2 separate regions of the Homo sapiens genome follow, and region 2 is linked to region 1. A link is a contact called in ENCODE Hi-C or POLR2A ChIA-PET data. All regions are on one chromosome and are shown on one strand. Each heading gives the region's core, a stretch centred on a gene start or an enhancer-like site at or near the end of the contact. The rest is flanking DNA. Distances are from core to core; before and after follow the strand shown. Region 1 overlaps SH3RF3 (SH3 domain containing ring finger 3). Region 2 has its middle 26 kb from the start of SOWAHC.

What was found. Hi-C counts contacts between places; a loop is a spot of excess contacts on that map. ChIA-PET counts read pairs that join two places held with the same protein, here RNA polymerase II (POLR2A). Pooled maps may share reads with other maps.
Region 2: a pooled map shows a loop between it and region 1 (2.1-fold over the local background). The contact joins two enhancer-like sites. A Hi-C loop is called at or near these places in 1 of 168 maps with a recorded cell type or tissue (endothelial cell of hepatic sinusoid) and 1 of 50 pooled maps. POLR2A ChIA-PET finds 5 or more read pairs at or near these places in 1 of 52 experiments (naive thymus-derived CD4-positive, alpha-beta T cell).

Annotation. Positions count from the first base shown.
Region 1 is chr2:109,251,130-109,257,803 of GRCh38, forward strand. The region is part of intron 1 of SH3RF3 (SH3 domain containing ring finger 3); the gene reads left to right. It also overlaps a transcript of RANBP2 not described here and the pseudogene SNRPGP9. Among named protein-coding and RNA genes, the nearest start is that of MIR4266, 59 kb to the right of the region's middle. RefSeq lists enhancers at 1,755-1,834, 1,945-2,074, 3,370-3,659. Within about 2 kb of position 4,647, at least 5 of the 41 ENCODE cell types and tissues checked have a DNase peak (open chromatin) inside an H3K27ac peak, as active enhancers do.
Region 2 is chr2:109,636,711-109,644,243 of GRCh38, forward strand. It overlaps a transcript of RANBP2 not described here. Among named protein-coding and RNA genes, the nearest start is that of SOWAHC, 26 kb to the left of the region's middle. RefSeq lists a silencer at 1,169-1,358 and enhancers at 1,759-1,868, 2,163-2,302. Within about 2 kb of position 1,326, at least 4 of the 41 ENCODE cell types and tissues checked have a DNase peak (open chromatin) inside an H3K27ac peak, as active enhancers do.

The sequences.
Region 1 (6,674 bases), core at 3,397-5,896:
GTAGCTGGGATTACAGGCATCTGCCACCATGCCTGGCTAATTTTTTTATTTTTAGTAGAGATGGGGTTTCACCATGTTGGCCAGGCTGGTCTCGAACTCCTTACCTTGGGTTATCCACCCGCCTCAGCCTCCCAAAGTGCTGGGATTAATTACAGGCGTGAGCCACCATGCCCGGCCCAAATTATCTTTAACAAAGAATTAGAGAGATGCAAGACACCCGGCCTGCCGCGGGAGCATGAGGGAGTCTGTGCATTCCTTTCCAAGGCATCTGTGAGTGCATGGAGTAGACACCATGAGCAAAGCTCACCCTCCCGAGTTGAAAAAATCTATGGACAAGAAGTTGTCATTGAAATTAAATGGTGGCAGACATGTCCAAGGAATATTGTGGTCATTTGGTCCCTTTATGAATCTTGTGATAGATGAATGTGTGGAGATGGCGACTGGTGGGCAACAGAACAATATTGGAATGGTGGTAATAGGAAATAGTATCATCATGTTAGAAGCCTTGGAACGAGTATAAATAATGGCTGTTCAGCAGAGAAACCCATGTCCTCTCTTCATAGGTTCTATTTTACTATGATGTAAAAATTAGGTCGTGTACATTTTCATATTAGACTTTTTGTTAAATAAACTTTTGTAATAGTCAAAAAAAGAATTAGATAATACTAAAAAATACCAAATATTTAATATTTTTAATACCAATTTTCTAATCCCTTTAAAGTACATAATGAGTTTTAAGAGGATGGGTTCCAGGGTTCTAGACTTTGAGTTCTCAACCTTATGTTCTTAAATCGGCAAAAGTACCCCCCAAATAAAACAAGATAAAACTTTTACTGAACACAATGGCTCACGACTATAATCCCACCACTTTGGGAGGCCAAGGTAGGAGGATGGATCACTTGAGCTAAGGAGTTAGAGATCAGCCTGGGCAACATATAGAGATGCCATCTCTACAAAAAATACAAATAGCTGAGTGGGGTGTCACAGGCCTATAGTCTCAGCTACTCAGGAGGCTGAGGTTGGAGGATGGATTGCTTAAGCCTGGGAGGCAGAGGTTGCAGTGAACCAAGATTGCACCACTGCGCTCCAGCCCAGGTGACACAGTGAGACCCTGTCTCAGAGGAGAAAAAAAAAAAAAACTTTCAACATTATAATTTAAAAAGATGTTTTAGGCTTAATTTAGAAAGTTTACATTGTTCAACAGAAGCCGGGTTTATTTTTAGAGGAATAGTTGGATGCAAACTCTCAAAATTTTCTGAACTTAATGTTTACTTCTGAAACTGCTTCCTCAGGCTTGTTTTATAAGCTTTGTCTTTTTACAGGCCTTCAGTTTTAGCTTTATCATGGGTTGATCAGCCGTCCTGGTGTTCCTGGGACTGAGGAGTTTCTTGGGATGTGGGACTCTCAGTGCTAAAACCAGGGATATTTCAGGCAAACTAGAATGACAGAATGAGTTAAGATGGATTATGTCCTGATAAACCCATCAATAGTTGGAAGTATCATAAGTTGAAAACGCATGTAATACACCAAACCTACAGAACCTCATAGCTCAGCCTAGCCTACTTTAAATGTACTCAGAACAATATACATTAGGCTGGCTAATGTAATCAGCCTACAGTTGGGCTGAATCATGTAACACAAAGCCTGTTGTATAATAAAGTGTTGAATATCTGTGTCATTTACCTAATACTGTCTTGAAAGTGAAAAACACTGGTTATATAGGTATGTGAAGTACAGTTTGGGTATTGTATTGTACCATCATAAAGTAGAAAAATCCTAAGTCAGCCCATCGTAAGTAGGGGACTGACTGTAGTCAATCACCCTATTCTTCTTGAACCTCAAAAAGCAAAATCCATCAGTTTAAATGTAGACCCACATGTGTAGCCTTTACTTTTTTTTTCTTTTTTTTTATTTAAGAGCTAGAGTCTTGCTCTGTTGCCCAGGCTGGAGTGCAGTGGTGCGATCTCAGGTCACTGCAACCTCCACCTCACGAGTTCAAGTGATTCTCCTGCCTCAGCCTTCTGAGTAGCTGGGATTACAGCTACGTGCCACCATGCCTGGCTAGTTTTTGTATTTTTAGTAGAGATGGGGTTTCACAAGGCTGGTCTTGAACTCCTGACCTGAAGTGATCCGCCTGCCTCAGCCTCCCAAAGTGCTGGGATTGCAGGCATGAGCCACTGCGCCCGGCCTAGCCTTTAAATTTGATTAAGGTGCTTTGATTAGTTTATTTCCTTGGGAGGCAGAAGTGTTTACAAAGAAGAGGCCCCAGGATAGGCTGTGTCCATGTGGTTTCAGGACGTGGGCGCTGCTTTCCGGGTGGGCTGGTGAGGGCATTTTTTGCTGCCCAGCTCTCATGTTTCCCAGGCTTGCTATTTGTTTTCTAATCCAGGCAACAGAAATACCACTTGTGTCCATGATTTTCATGCTGGATCTAAGATGTTGAGGCAGCAAATTCTTATTCTGACTAATTTAACAGTCTTTCGGTTTAGCCTGTGCTTGGGGCTGTGCTTAGAATTTTGATAAAAATGGTTGTATCTGGGTCATTTGGAAAGGAATTTGGCTGTCTGGAAAATAGAACATATAATAGAACAGGTGGTTATTAAAGCACCAGGCCAAGTGGAGACCATGATTTCTCTTTGATTTAGATGCAAAGATTGCTATATAGGTTGACACACAAAGATTTATAATTTGTAATTTAAGAAAATAATTGTTCAGGGAGCAGAAACCAGAAAGTAATGTATGAGTATTTTTTCTTGAACTGCATTTTCTTCTTTCTAAAAGCATGGAAGTCTTTAATTCCCCTTCCACAGCTCTTAAGGCTGTCAAATGTATTGGGAATGGGGCCTGGCCCCTGAGATGTGTAGGTTATACATCATACAACTCAGGGGCCAGGCACCATTCACATCACATTTATCCTAGATTTGTCTTGAAGGGGTGCTTTTTCTGACCCACATGAGAATTTCCCTGGGCTAGTGGCAGCCAGCATGACTGCCTCACCAACCCCTCTAGCAAGGACTCTTAGAGGAAAACATGAAGAAAATCACATTTTTCTTCTGTTAGCATTTTATAGACTTCTTCACTCCACTCCAGACCTTTGGATGTCTGACCTGAGGACAATCAATATGTTTTTCTAGAGTTTTTAGCACGCAGCAGCATAGTGGCTTAGAGTGCAGACCAAGGAGTCAGTGCCATAATTTTCTACCTGTATAATCCTGTGCAAGTTGGCCTCTCTGTGCCTCAGTTTCCCCATCTGTAAAATGGGGGCAGCACATTCCTCATTGGACTGTTGGGGAGGTTAAATGGATTAATGCTGTAAAGTACTTAGAATAGGGCCTGACACATTGCATGTAAATGTTACCAGCCTCGTTCAGCTTTGCCTCTGACACTGAGCTGATGTACCTGGGTCTGGCAATACAACATTGTAGATGCTGATTAAAACTTGAGGCACATGTGAAGAAACCATGACTATTCCCATGACCCCGTGAGAAGGTTGGTCAAATAGTTTCTTTGTCTTCTGCTGGGTTTCACTTCCTGCTGTCTCAGCTGTACCCCCTAATGTTGGTGTGTGGTTGTCTCTTTCTGTGCCAGCCGCTCCCATGAGAGGAGCCTCTCATTGCCGGGACTTTAGTGGCTCGGGACAGTGCCCCATGAGCGCTCCAGTTAAGCCAACAGATGGGTACTTCTAGGCTGGAGGCACTGCCTCGCCAGGGCAGTATCTGCTCTCTGTGGATGTCCGAATTCTCACGGGTGGGCTCAGCGAGACAGTACGCTCCATGTGACCCACTCTGGTCTCAAAAGCTAGAAAAATGCTCTGGAAGGATATTGAACACCTATGTGGGGCTCTGTGGTTCAGGTTAGGTTACTCCATTAGATCATTTGTATCTGGAAAGAACAGGGATGGCTCCAACACTGTACAAGCCTGCAGTCCTCCTAAGGCTAAAAGACACAAGGTGGTACCCGTGTCATGGTGGTGGGAGGTTAAAGATTAGTGTTTGTGTGTGTGTGTCTGTGTGTGTACATGTGCACGTGTGCAACTCTTGCTTTGTGTGTGTGGCATTTCACTTTCCTAATCAATTTAGGCAACCTGTTGGGGCTTCGGAATAGTGCATCTAGGTTGGAAGTATCTCCCAGTGAATGGGTCACACTGTCACACTGGGCTTCCAGCAGACCCCATACCACCCACCGGTGAAACTTGAGTAAAGCTACTCTAAGAATACAGAGCATTGGAGAAGTGCTTTATTCGGTTAACTTTACCACCACCAGGGAATGTCTGGGTTGTTCTCAATGATCAGTATGAAGGTCTGTGGGGTTGTGGACACATTCAGGGTTGGACTGGGGTTCGTATTAGTCAGCCGACTGGGTATCTTTATTCACAGAAGAGGCAAAATTAGCAAATAACCCCATCAAAATCATCTTGATAGTTGTTCTCACCAAGGTTGCTATCACCTCTATAATTATGAAAATGTTTTATGAGGTAGGCTTGGGAATTTGAACACCTTTTGAGAACTGTTGGGAACAACCTTCTCAGTTAAGTAAAGAAACTACTTACCAGAAAACATGTGGAGGACACTGGGGTGATAATTCATGGTCATTTCCGATAAGCTACTTCTAGGGCCAGAATCTCTGCTGAATCTCAGCTTCCTGATTTAATGAAGACAAGGAAATGAAACCGCCCTGCCGACTGTTTGTGCTTTTAATAGGCCGAGTTTTCAGAAAGAGAAGACAGTTAAATTAGTTTTCCTTTTTGCCCTTTTCATTCTCCCTGCTTCTGTCCTGCAGATCAAGGCCTTTGAAAGGAAGGGGAAGAGGAAGTGTTTTCTTGCTTAGTGAATAGGATGCACCTGTCCCCTGAGGAAGATTCCCTGTGTGTGCTTGTATGTAAATGTACATACTCTCTTACTGTCCTCTTTTTCCTCCTCACAAATGTAAGCCTGTATGTGCTTCATATTAATACTTGGCATTCCCATGAGCCTGCAAAGTCTGGAGGGAGAGGCCAGGCCCGTGCTTCTGGCCGCTGTGACCCAGCACCTGGCGGAGGCCCTCACTGAGTCCTGTCCCCTGAGTGGAGGTGAAAGGTAGACAAGGAAGACCCCACAGTTGGAGAGCCTGCCATGGACAGGTCGCGCATTGTTTCACTTGGGCCTGGTTGAGCGTATTACTGGGAGTGGGGGAAGTTGACGCTGTGACGTAGTCCTGGGGCGAGCTTGGAAGGTGCTCTGGGCTTGTCAGTTGACAGTGTGTCATTAGGGATATGAGCGGCAATGCGATGTCCTCCCCTGCAAGGAAGGAGATGTTTCAGACTTACCATTGACTGAAACAGGGAGACGAGTGCTCTCTCATGGAAACAGGGGAGATTTGAGATCAGTCACAAACACTTACCAAGGCCCAGGTTCAGTCCACTCCTGGAGCTTTGAGGGGCTAGTGTGTAAAGGGCACAGAAGCCCTTTTGCTAGGTGCACTGGCCTGAGAGCTTCGAGGGGATTTGCCAATGGGATTGTGCCACAATTTTTATTACTTTTTCCCTAGTCTTCGTGGTCTAAGTTTTGTTTTCTCAATCTTTCTTTTCTCATCTTCCTTGTGTGGAGTTAACTTTTAATCAGGGAAAGGGAATACATCGAGCTATTGATGAATGAATCACTGGAGAAAACAGTGAAGTGGGATTTTTATTTCAGGGTCTCTTAGGTGGCAGTGCCGGGTGACAGGTGGGGGTGTCCCTTGTCTTCCATTGTCCCGGAGACTAACCATCAGCCTCTACCTAATTGAATGGCATTTTTATGTGTTTTTCATGAACGGTGGTGGATGGAGATGTGTGGAGGACTAGCAGCTCTTCATGCTGGAGGGAGTTATTCCGCCTCTGCTCTCAGACAGCCTGTGACCAGGCACGGGTCACATTGCTGCCCTGGACTTGCACTGTATGGCATTTGAATGTCATGTAGGGGCACCGTGTATTTCAGTGGCTGTGTCTAGGCAGCCCGAAAGCCACTGAATCCCTCATGTCCACTCTGCAGCCGACATTCACTCAGCATCCTGGAAAAGTGCCCACTGGGGCAGGAGCTTCTCTTGCTCATGTGGACATGACGGTAAGTCCTTCTTGGAGAGGCAGCATCAAGTCATGTTGTTCGTTCTGTGGCCAGGAGGTACAAAGTCAGCTGTTTCTGCTTTTAAGTGATGTGGGCTTAAGGAAGAGGGAAGGAGGAATGAAGGAAAGAAAGGAATTGAGGAGGGAATGAAAGAAGGAGAGGGAGGGAGGGAGAGGAAGGGAAGGAGGGAGAGGAAGGGAAGGAGGGAAGGAAGGGAGGAAGGGACGGAGGGAGGGAGGAAGAAGCCCCATGGCTTTCTTGTAAATAGCAGCTGCCCTGAAGTCTGTGAAGGGCACACCAAGAGTCTGGCTGGGAGGTTGTCAGCTAGGAAACTGTGGCCCAAGTTCGTGGTGAGTGAGGAGTTACTTTCTTCCCTTGACCACTGGAGCAGGATAGACTCTGCCTGCCACCCATCCCATGAAGAAGACTTTCCTTCTGAGTGCCTTGGTTTGCGCTTCAGGGAAGCCACTGACACGTTCATTACCTGTTTCCTGAAGTAGACAGTTAGAGCTCCCTGTCTCAGTGTCCAAAAAAACCAAGGGGCCCCAAGTGCAGAAACAAGGGCTGAAAATGTATGTTTTACGGACAGGAGAC
Region 2 (7,533 bases), core at 76-2,575, 380 kb after region 1:
GCGGATCTCCAGAGGTCAGAAGTTCAAGACCAGCCTGGCCAACATGATGAAACCCCGTCACTACCAAAAATATAAAAATTAGCCAGGCGTGTTGGTGGGCACCTATAATCCCAGCTATTCAAGAGGCTGAAGGGGTGGCCTGCCCCTCCACACCTGTGGGTATTTCTAGTCGGGTGGGACGAGAGACTGAGAAAGAGAGATAAGACACAGAGACAAAGTATAGAGAAACAACAGTGGGCCCAGGGGACCAGCGCTCAGCATACCAAGGACCTGCACCGGCACCGGTCTCTGAGTTCCCTCTGTTTTTATTGATTATTATCTTCATTATTTCAGTAAAAAGGAATGTAGTAGGAGGGCAGGGTGATAATAAGGAGGTCAGCAACAAACATGTGAGCAATAGAATCTATGTCATAATTAAGTTCAAGGGAAGGTACTATGACTGGACGTGCATGTAAGCCAGATTTATGTTTCTCTCCACCCAAACATCTCAGTGGAGTAAAGAATAACAAGGCAGCATTTCTGTAAACATGTCTCGCCTCCCACCATAGGGCGGTTTTTCTCTCATCTCAGAATTGAACAAATGTACAATCGGGTTTTATACCGAGACATTCAGTTCCCAGGGGCAGGCAGGAGACAGTGGCCTTCCTCTATCTCAACTGCAAGAGGCTTTCCTCTTTTACTAATCCACCTCAGCACAGACCCTTTACGGGTGTTGGGCTGGGGGATGGTCAGGTCTTTCTCATCCCACAAGGCCATATTTCAGACTATCACATGGGGAGAAACCTTGGACAATACCCCACTTTCAAGGGCAGAGTTCCCTGCGGCTTTCTGCAGTGCATTGCGCCCCTGGTTTATTGAGACTAGAGAATGGCGATGACTTTTACCAAGTATACTGCTTGTAAACATTTTGTTAACAAGGCACATCCTGCACAGCCCTAGATCCCTTAAACCTTGATTTCATACAACACATGTTTTTGTGAGCTCCAGGTTGGGGCAAAGTGGCTGGGGCAAAGCTACAAATTAACAACATCTCAGCAAAGCAATTGTTCAAAGTACAGGTCTTTTTCAAAATGGAGTTTCTTATGTCTTCCCTTTCTAGATAGACACAGTATCAGTCTGATCTCTCTTTCTTTTCCCTACAAGAGGCTGAGGCAGGAGAATCGCTTGAACCCGGGAGGCGGAGGTTGCAGTGAGCTGAGATCACACCACTGCACTCCAGTCTGGGTGACAGAACAAGACTCCATCTCAAAAACCAACCAACAAACAAAAAATAGTGTTGCGACGATGCTAGTTTCCTTATTCTGATCACTGTTCTGTGATTGTGTAAGAGGATGTCCTTCCTGCGAGGAAATGCATGCTAACTATCTGGGCTAAAGAGCATCATGACTGTACATGACTGTACTTTCAAAATACAAGAAAGAGATAGAGGAGGATAAAGTAAATGTGGCAAAAGGTTAACAGTTGGAAGCACGATGAAAGATAACATGGGAGGTCTTTGTGCTCTTATTACAACTTATATTTAAACAGGCAAAAGAGTTAAGAGTTAGGCTTTTCAAGGATTCCTAGCACTCACTAGAAGCAAAATGAGGCTCATTTAAAGAAAGGGGTAAACACTACGTTTGCTCTCTGAAAATAGTTTCAAATGAGGCATAACTACTCCCCGAAACTTTCATTTTCATGTTCCATCAGAGCAAGCTCAGGTTCCAAATTCCCCACCAGGTGTGCATGTTATGTGTTTGGACTGGTGTGGGGTTGCTTTGTTTTTCCTGAAGGTGAGCTCCAAAGTGGAGCTGAGCCATCTACAAAAAGATAGCAGTGATCTAATTGCTGGTCTCCTGCATGACCTCTTCCCATTGACTAGCTTAAAAATCAGTTAGATTTAGCTTTCAAGCATGTGTCAATAAAATAAATTCCAGATTTCCCAGGTAATATATTTCCAAAGAGTAGGTTTGCACAGTAGTACAAAAACAAAAATTGTTTTTGAATGGAGTCTCAGTAATAGGGAGCCTGTTTTTCAATTCTCTTTTAGATTCTTTTAACGGCTCATTCATGGGGGCTTGATCTCAGCTGCAAAGACTGAAAAAAAGAAACAACCCCACAGTTCTAAATGCCTAGGAAATTGCATTGCTGAAGTGATTCTCTTGTAACACTCTCTGGTTCTTTTGCCAACCCCCTGAGATGATGCTTCTTGGCATACATAGAGACTGGAGACTTTTCTCCTACCTCCAGTAGAGGTCTGGCCTTGCTCCAAAACAAAGCCTGCACCCAGCAGATGTTGCTGCTAAGAGACGTCGCCTGGACTTTCTACACAATATTCTCTGACAGAAGGGGCTAGTTGACTAATGCTTAGAATGATTTTTGTCATTGTATATTCCTTTCATATGTCAAGGTAGTTTCATCTCCAGCACCTACTCATTTGCAGATATTCACTCATATTTTTCGTTCTGAATTGAGAAATTGATAGTAATCAGTGATGGATTTAGCATTAGGCCAAATCTACACTAAGCAAATAAGCAGGTGTTTCTCTACCTCAGTAGATATTGTGGAAAAGAGAATTCCTCTAAAGTCTTCTGCAGGCTTTAATAAGTGTTTATTGGACCCCAGAAATCATATAAGAAATATTGGCTCAGCTGGACGCGGTGGCTCACGCCTGTAATCCCAGCATTTTGGGAGGCCAAGGTGGGCAGATCAAGAGATCAAGAGATCTAGACCATCCTGGCCAACATGGTGAAACCCCGTCTCTACTAAAAATACAAAAATCAGCTGGGTGTGGTGACACATGCCTGTAATCCCAGCTACTCGGGAGGCTGAGGCAGGAGAATCGCTTGAACCCAGGAGGCGTTGGTTGCAGTGAGCCGAGATTGCACCACTGCACTCCAGCCTGGCAACAGAGTGAGATTCCATTTCAAAAAATAAAAAATAAAAAAAAATAAAAAAATGGGCTGTAATCTCAAGGCTTTTCATAAAATGCTGTTAAGAGGTCATTTATGTTTTCTAACAATACTAGATTTTTTTTTTTTGAGGCAGAGTCTCACTCTGTCACCCAGGCTGGAGTGCAGTGGTGATCTTGGCTCACGGCAACCTCCACCTCCTGGGTTCAGACAAGTCTCCTGCCTCAGCATCCTGAGTAGCTGCGATTACAGGCGCATGCCACCATGCCTGGTTAATTTTTGTAATTTTAGTAGAGATAGGGTTTCACCATATTGGTCAGGCTGGTCTCAAACTCCTGACCTCAGGTGATCCACCCACCTCGGCCTCCCAAAGTGTTGGGATTACAGGCATGAGCCACTGCGCCCAGCCATAATACTAGATTAAGGTCAGAAAAGAACCCAAGTAACTTCCTTCTCCGCAAAGCTGTGAATATCTCTTTCCTTCTTCTGCCTTCTATTTTTTTTTTTCTGAAAGCATGCACTAAGTAGAATGGAGGAGTCCCACGAATGCTTAGAAATGATATGCTTCCAGCCCAGCACAGTGGCTCATGCCTGTAATCCCAGCACTGTGGAGGCCAAGGCGGGCGGATCACCTGAGGTCAGGAGTTTGAGACCAGTCGGGCCAACATGGCGAAATCCCGTCTCTACTAAAAATACAAGAAGTAGCCAGGCATGCTGGTGCATGCCTGTAATCCCAGCTACTTAGGAGGCTGAGACAGGAGAATCGCTTGAACCTGGGAGGCAGAGGTTGCAGTGAGCCAAGATCGTGCCACTGCACTCCAGCCTGGGCAACAGAGTGATACTCCATCTTAAATAAATAAATAAATAAAACCATTCCTTTTGTTTTCAAAACCCAAGTCTCCTTTAATATTTAATGTTTCCTCACAATCACTTTGACCAGTAAGCATGTGTTTCAGGGTCCCTTTTCTGGACAGACTTAAGCCTGTGGCGGAGAAGCTTATTCTCTGAGGGCCTCGCGGGACTGCAGCACAGCAGCAGGGTCCACTGTTCTCAGCTCCGGACAGTGCCTTCCAACTGCTCTTAGGAGTCCCGGCCACACTCAAGTATAAAGTAGAAGGCTCAGATTCCTGGGCTCTGTCTTCCTTCTGTCTGACCGCTGTTTACTGAACAGTCATACCGAGTCCCTAAGCCTGGAGACTGAGCATCTGCTGTTCTCAATCAGGCCCAGGTGTAGCAGGAAGGACCGAATCCTATGACTGAGTGCCTGTCCACAACCCCAGCCTTTCCTTCCAAATCGACTCTTAAAACCTCCTGACACTTGGAGGCTATGGCTTTTAGGTTGGGCTTACTAAAGGATAGAAATGGAGGGTAGATCTTCGAGAATTAAAGTGGGGACAAGATAGATATTTGGGATGTCTAAAAAGTACATAACTACAAATAATGGCCTCCAAATATAGACTGGGCTGAGTATATACCAAAATAATTGAAAGCAGAGACTTGGGTTTTGAAAACAAAAGGAATGGTTTTATTTATTTGTTTGTTTGTTTGTTTGTTTGAGATGGAGTATTGCTCTGTTGCCCAGGCTGGAGTGCAGTGGAGCGATCTTGGCTCACTGCAACCTCTGTCTCCCAGGTTCAAACGATTCTCCTGTCTCAGCCTCCCAAGTAGCTGGGATTACAGGAATACACCAGCATGCCCATTCATAGCAGCATTATTATTCGCAGTAACTAAAAGATGGAAACAACCCAAATGGATGGATGAACGGATAAGCAAAATGTGGTCCATACACACAATGGAATGTTATTCAGCCTAAAAAAGAAGGAAATCCTGTCACATGCCACAACACGGGTGACCCTTGAAGACATGATGCTGACTGAATAAGTCAGTCACAAAAAGGCAAGCACTGCTTGATTACACTTATATGAGGAGCCTACAGTAGTCAAATTCATAGAGACAGAAAGTACAATGATGGTTTCCAGGGGCTAGGAGGAAGGGGCAAAAAGGAGTTATTTTTAATGAGTGAAGAGTTTCAGTTTGGAAGGATGGAAAAGTTCTCCAGATGCATGAATCCAAATTAGGTTCATGCACTGCATCTGGCTGATGTATCTCTTGAATCACTTTTAATTTACAGTTCTTGCTCCACCCCATCACCATCTTTTTTTTTAATACCTTGCATTGCACTGTGACAATTGCACAATGTGAATGTATTTTATTTTATTTTGAGATGAAGTTTCACTCTTGTTGCCCAGGCTGGAGTACAATGGTGCAATCTCCATTCACTGCAACCTATGCCTGCTGGGTTCAAGCCATTCTCCTGCCTCAGTCTCCCCAGTAGCTGGGATTACAGGCGCCTGCCACCATGCCCGGCTAATTTTTGGGTTTTTAGTAGAGACGGGGTTTCATCATGTTGACCAGGCTGGTCTTGAACTCCTGACCTTGTGATCTGCCCACCTTGGCCTCCCAAAGTGCTGGGATTGCAGGAGTGAACCAATTTTTTTTGTATTTTAATAGAGACAGGGTTTCACCATGTTGGCTAGGCTGGTCTCGAACTCCTGACCGTGTTATCCACCTGCCTTGGCCTCCCAAAGTGCAATTATAAGTGTGAGCCACTGCACCTGGCTGCTTTCAGCTTTATTTTTCCTAATTTAACTTTCAGGTATCATCATCTTTTTCCTCCCAAGCTTTCAAATTTCTACCACTAGCATTTAACTGATTATTGACACTTAACAAAACCAGATTCATTTACCACTTACTCTGGACTGTAGTGCTATGTGTGCTAAAAAGCGCCAAACAAAGTTCTTGGTCTCAGTAATTTATAACCTAGATGGATAGGAAAGTCATGTGCACATAGAAAGGTAACTAACAAGGCCGGGAGCGGTGGCTCACGCCTGTAATCCCAGCACTTTGGGAGGCCGAGGCGGGCGGATCATGAGGTCAGGAGATTGAGACCATCCTGGCTAACACGGTGAAACCCCGTCTCTACTAAAAATACAAAAAATTAGCTGGGCATGGTGACGTGCACCTGTAGGCAACAGAGCAAGACTCCATCTCAAATAAAAAAAAAAAAAGAAAGGTAACTAACAATATCAGTGCTGAAGGTGAGATATACAAACTTGTGTGTTATTGATTACCACAGAAGGGAAAATTTTTTAAGATTGGAAGTGTTAGAAGAGATGAGACTTAGGCTAAATCATGTGATGACTGAATGCTTGGTTCCAGCATAGGACAGTGTGATGTATGCACTCAAAGTCTGGAATCTGCATCTCATATTGGAAGATAAAGAATAGTCTTGGCCGGGTGTGGTGGCTCACGCCTGTAATCCCAACACTCCAGAAGGCTGAGGCAGGTGAATTGCTTGAGCTCAGGAGTTTGAGATCAGCCTGGGCAACACAGTGAGACCCTGTCTCTACTAAAATTTTTTTTTAAAACATTAGCCGGGTGTGATGGCTCACATCTATAAGTCCCAGCTACTCAGGAGGCTGAGGTGGGAGGATTGCTTGAGCTCAGGAATTTGAGGCTGCAGTGAGCTGTGACCGTGCCACTGCATTCTAGCATTCCAGCCTGGGCGATAGAGCAAAACTCTTTTCAAAAGAAAAAAAAAAAAAGATCATCTCCCAACTTGGCTAGAAAAGCATGTACTAGTACATAAATGTTCCATAAACATAGCATAAACTCCAGTTCAAATTGTCAGAGGCGTTTGAACCAGAGCAACTCCATCTTGAATAGGGGTTGAGTAAAATGAGGCTGAAACCTACTGGGCTCTATTCCCAGACGGTTAAGCATTATAAGTCACAGGATGACATAGGAGGTCGGCACAAGATACAGGTCTTAAAGACCTTGCTGATAAAGCAGGTTGCAGTAAAGAAGCCTGCCAAAGGCTGGGCGCAGCGGCTCACACCTGTAATCCCAGCACTTTGGGAGGCCAAGGCTGGCAGATCACCTGAGATCAGGAGTTTCAGACCAGCCTGGCCAACGTGGTGAAACCCCATCTCTACTAAAAATACAAAAAAAAAATTAGCCAGGCGTGGTGGCACGTGACTGTGGTCCCAGCTACTTGGGAGGCTGAGGCAGGAGAATCACTGGAACCCAGGAGGTGGAGGTTGCAGTGAACTGAGATCACACCTCTGCACTCCAGCCTGGGCCACAGAGTGAGACTCCCTCTCAAAAACAAACAAACAAACAAAAAACCCTGTTTCCTGAATGCTTGGGGAGACTCATTTGAGTAATAATAGAACTCTGGGCTGGGCTCAGTGGCTCACACCTGTAATCCCAGCCCTTTGGGAGGCCTAGGCAGGCGGATCACGAGGTCAGGAGATCAAGACCAGCATGACCAACATGGTGAAACCCCATCTCTACTAAAAATACAAAAATTAGCCGGGCATGGTGGCAGGCGCCTGCAATCCCAGCTACTCGGGAGGCTGAGGCAGGAGAGTCGCTTGAACCCAGGAGGCGGAGGTTTCAGTGAGCTGAGATCGCACCACTGCACTCCAGCCTGGGCGACAGAGTGAGACTCTGTCTCAAAAAAAAAAACAAAAAAACAAAAAAAAACTAAAAACTTAGCCAGGCGTGGTGGTGCACGCCTGTAGTCCCAGCTACTCCGGAGGCCGAGGCAGGAGAATCTCTTGAACCCAGGAGGTGGAGT